2 separate regions of the Homo sapiens genome follow, and region 1 is linked to region 2. The links are chromatin loops, found by intact Hi-C in ENCODE. Cell type or tissue: A673. All regions are shown on one strand.

The links. Peaks named below come from ENCODE experiments on the same cell type or tissue, not always from the same donor. Only the 100,000 strongest peaks of a DNase experiment are listed, where the experiment ranks them.
Region 1: a loop joins it to region 2, with 2.7 times the contacts of the local background. A loop is called at or near these places in 4 of 110 quality-filtered maps.

The regions. Positions count from the first base shown.
Region 1 is chr16:74,034,105-74,036,604 of GRCh38, reverse strand. No RefSeq gene overlaps it. Among named protein-coding and RNA genes, the nearest start is that of PSMD7-DT, 180 kb to the left of the region's middle. In A673, CTCF peaks have their summits at 604, 1,348 and 1,551 (motif pointing right); DNase peaks (open chromatin) are centred at 584 and 1,554.
Region 2 is chr16:74,102,958-74,105,457 of GRCh38, reverse strand. LOC124903722 (a long non-coding RNA gene) reads left to right here and starts at 1,620. Exons shown (of 2, transcript XR_007065119.1): 1 at 1,620-1,661; 2 at 2,106-2,376. In A673, a CTCF peak has its summit at 1,237; no DNase peak of the experiment used is centred here.

The DNA.
Region 1 (2,500 bases), 69 kb after region 2:
CCACTTAGGGGAGAACAGGGAGGAGATCGCAGGGGTGTTCTTAGAATACTGTAAGTGCCTGAGGATTGCTTAGGACATCTGATCAATTATCCTGAACAAACCATGCTTATATTACCAGGACTTGGGTACTAAACATTGCCTGAATGGCGAGCACTGACGATTGTTCTTTGCTAGGAGGTATTGGGAATTCTTTTTTTTTTTTTCAGTGCTATTTTCTTTTTCTTTTTTTTTTTTCCAGAACTGCTGTGTAATTTTTATTTGCCCTTTTCTTTAAATTTCTTTTCCAGATAGTAAAAGAACATTTTTAGTCTTCAGTTTAATTTGGATTCAGTTTATTACAGTTTTTGAAGACAAGAAATTAGTCCTGCACTGGGCTAAAACTTAGATTGCTAGAATGGCCAGCCATAGCATGTCCCCCCAGCCTGCAATTTTTTTTTTTTTTTGAGAATCCCATTAAATTTTATTCAGGAGTCCTTTACCAGCCAAATGTATTGTTTCCATGGACACAATTAATGGGGAAAGCAATTTATAAGACTGATGTAAAAAATGAGCACTTCATCAGCCCCCCTGCTGGTCACATTTAGAGACTGGAAGAAGGAAGTGTGCTCTTGTGGGGACGGCACAGCTCTGTGGTGGAAAGGAGGTGGAACAATGAAGGCAGAAGTCACAATTTTCTTTTTCAGTGGAAGGAATTACCCCTTAAGACTTTATTGGGAATTGGGAAATGCCACTAAATGGTGATATCTTTTCACCCATTTTGTATTTACAGAATCTACTCCATGACAACCTTAAAAAAATTCCTTAAAAAAAAAAAAAAAAGATAACCCTTCTCATTTAATTGCTGGAAAAGGTTTTCAGGTATTTGGCAAAGACAGGTAGACCCAATCTGGAATGAAAGCCTCGATGAACTTAACTCAGTAGCTCCTAACTATTGCTAATTTCCACCACAACACTTAAGTTTTGAGTAGTTACGACTGGGTCGTCAAACTTTCTCTTGATTAGCATCTTAATTTATTGTTCAAAATACATACAATGAGGCTTTATCAATATCAGCTCATTTCATTTTCCCAAGTATTGAAGTGAAAATACAAGAACCACAAAGCAATTTCCTGGGGATTTAAGAATCCTGAAATTCTACCACCCACAGCCCAAACCCAGAGCAGAAATCTAGAGAGGTTCCTTGAAAAATTCAGGGCCCTATTGCACACCGTTCCCAAGGCACTTGAATGACTATTAAATTTTTTCGAGTCTACTGTAATTTGGAGAAGAAATGAAGCTGGAGCAATTCTGTGTTCCATTCAGTATTGTCGCTCAGCTTGTGATAAAGAACGTTGCCCTTTTCCTATTGTGTTTCTAGAAGTATAATGGGATAAGCCAACACGTAAGAAAAATAAGAGTGTGAGCAAGTATATTTTAAGGTGCATAAATACAGTTTAATTGCTTATAAGCAAACCCATTTAAGAAACTATTTGTTTATATTTTCAGCCCCAGAGCGATACTGTTTTTTTGAGGTTGCCCCAAAGAGTTGTCAAAAAGCTGTTTTTCCCTGCAGAGGGCAGTGTACCTCTATAAAATACACCCAGTCCCCAGCAGCATTTGAGCGTAGAGAACAAGTATGTATAATTATTTTTTAAGCTGTGAATGTAAATAATTCGTTTTCTTTTGGATGAGACTATGAGGAAAAAATCTTCTAATATTAGAAAATTATAGATTGTGTATAGCTCTATGTGTGTGTTTTCCTGTCAGCCTTTTATATATTGTCTTACCAGTTTTTTAAGATTGAAGGCATTTTTGAATAAGCATTGAGCAAGAGAGATAACAAACAAGGTCCCAAACACAGAGGGAAATGATAATCGGGAGAATAAGAGAAACCTCAGGCTGGGTTGTAGATTAAAAATGCATTTATAGTAAGAATTTGAGGGTTTGCCAATTGCACCAGAAATGCAATGAAAGTAAAACATACCACCTGATGTATTTTCTTAAATACAGAAATTAATTTCAGTTTAAGGAGGTTTCTATCTGTGGCTGGAGATATTTAATCTGAAAAGGGAGAGAAAATAGGTATTTATTCCAGTCATATTTCTCTCCTGTTTGATGTACGTCTCTGTCTGAGAGAGGAATGAATTAAATAGAGGCCAGTAGTCCAGAGGAGAATCGGACCTTTTCAAGAAGAGGCGCTGAAACGCCTATAACAGAGGCACAGATAAATACGCGACAACAGAATTCCCAAACAGTTCAATCGTGGTTTTCCAGGACTTTAAAGGAGACGTCCCACTTTCTGCAGACCCTGGAAAAAGTGCTTAGAGATATTGTTAAGGCTTCTTCTAAGGGTGCACGAGAAAAGTGATCAAGTTGCAAAAGCTCATTTCAATACATCAGCTTCAATGGGCAAAACAAATCACCTTCCTGATGCAGAAATTCATAACCCCCCCAAAAAAATTAAGAGTTTTTTGTTTATTGAAAATCAACAACAACAAAAAAGAAATGTGTAAAATAACTC
Region 2 (2,500 bases):
AGTCAAGGTGGTTTTTAGGTGGCTTCTGTGTATCAAAGCACAAACTACATGCCAGGCAATGGCTGATGGCTCTGGAGAGTCAGACAATAGGTGAGAAGGCGGCATTATCTAAGAAAGAAGGAATCGCTTTAGGTAGGGTGAAGTATTCCACTGCCAGTGGAAGATGTGTCTATCCATAAACACTAAGGAATCTTTTTGATAAATGGTAGAAGGCTAATTGCAATTAAAACAAAATTGCCCTTCCAGGCAGGGCACGGTGGCTCACGCCTGTAATCCCAGCACTTTGGGAGGCTGACGGGGTTGGGTCACGAGGTCAGGAGTTCGAGATCAGCCTGACCAACATGGTGAAGCCCTGTCTCTACTAAAAATACAAAGATTAGCTGGGCGTGGTGGTGCACACCTGTAATCCCACCTACTCAGGAGGCTGAGGCAGGAGAATTGCTTGAATCTGGGAGGCGGAGTTTACAGTGAGCTGAGATTGTGCCACTGCACTCCAGCCTGGGCGACAGAGCAAGACTCTGTCTCAAAACAAAAAACAACTAAAAAAAAAAAAAACATAATTGCCAAACCAAATTATTCCTACTGGCCAAGTGCCGTGGCTCACACCTGTGATCCCAGCACTTTGGGAGGCCGATCCATGCAGATCACTTGAGGTTAGGAGTTTGAGAACAGCCTGGCCAACATGGTGAAACCCTGTCTCTACTAATAATACAAAAATTAGCCAGGCGAGGTGGCGTCCACCTGTAATTCCAGCTAGTTGGGAGGCTGAGGCATGACAATCTCTTGAACCTGGGAGGCGCAGGTTGTAGTGAGCCGAGATCCTGCCACTGCACTCCAGCCTGGGCAACAGGGTGAAACGTGTTTCAAAAAACAAACAAAAACTCACAAATATTCCTGCCTATGTAATTTTAGGGAGAGTTATGTAAAATTAACGTTTAAGCCTCTCCTTTTGTGATTTCCTTTATTAACAAACAATAACAATTTGCAGAATTGCTTTCCTTTCTCCATACCATTTTACCTTTCAGAATAGGATGTGTTAAATCAAGTATAGCCTACAGCTGCCTCCTTATATATTTTAAGTTCTTATATATTTTAAGTTTGGCTTAACTGAGTTATGGCCAAAGGGGGACAAGTGTTCAAACTGTGTTCAAATCAGGCAACGGCTGAGCTGAAACCAATCTGGCTGTGTTTGTCCCTCACTTCCATTTTCCGGACATCACTTTCCTTTTTCTGTCTATAAATATTCTCCCACCACATGGCTGTGCTAGAGTCTCTCTGAGCCTACTCTTGCTCAGGAGGCTGCCTGATTTGTGTCTGGTTCTCTGCTCAGTTAAACTCTCTTAATTTAATTTGCTAAGATTTTTAGCAGGTGTATTGTTTAAATACTCTGTATTAGTTTCCTATTACTGCTTTAATAAATTACCACAAACTTAGGAGTTTAAAAGAATGCAAATTTATCTGTTAGCTCTGATGATAGGTCAGAAGTACAAAGAGGGCTCTCTCTGCCTGAGAGTAAGATCTCATGGGGCTGTGTTTTTTCTCTAGGCTCACTCTCTCACCTAGGCTGGAGTGCAGTGGTGTGATCCTGGCCTACTGCAACCTTGTTCTCCTGGGCTCAGGAGTTACTCCCATCTCAAATGCCCAAGTAGCTGGGACCACAGGTGTGTGCCACCATGCCCAGCTAATTTTTGTATTTTTAGTAGAGATGGGGTTTCACCATGTTTTCCAGGCTAGCCTTGAACTCCTGAGCTCAAACAATCTGCCCGCCTCAGCCTCCCAAAGTACTGGGATTACAGGCATGAGCCACTGCCCTTTCTCCATCTTCAGAGCCAGCAGCAGCCAGTGTTGGGGCTTAGAAAACAATACCCCAAAATATGGCACATGGGCATACTGAGTACTTTGAACACTAGGACATTGGAAGCCCTCAGAAGCAGGCTCAGAAACAAAGTCTCCTCTCTGACCTTCTCTTGTCCTCCTGTCACCCAACCCCTGTTCCCCCTCCAAAGTCTTAGAAACCAGAATTCCTCTTCCCCAAGGTAGATCCTAGTAATTAGAAACCCTCTCATTAAACCTAGTAATGTCACTCTCTGCTTTCTCCTTTGAAGATGCTCATTCCAGAGGGGTCCTGCCCCATACCCAAGAGGAAGGAATGCTACCCAGAGAGGCCAAGAAGAATCTGCATAGACAAGCCTTGTGTGTTCCCCACTTAGTCTATCACAATTAGATTCTTCTCTTTGTCCAGTCATGTTTCTACCTGGTTGCCATTCCTCATTGAACCTAAACATAAAATCAGTTTCCCCTTGGTGTTTAGGTCTTCATTTCTGATGGCTCCTGTGTCCTGTATAACTTTGATTAAATAAATTTATTATGCATTGATATGGTTTGGTATGTCTTCACCCAAATCTCTTCTTGAATTGTAGTTCCCATGATCCCCATGTGTCCTGGGAGGGACCAAGTGGGAGGTAACTGAATCATGGGGGCGGTTACCTCCATGCTAGTC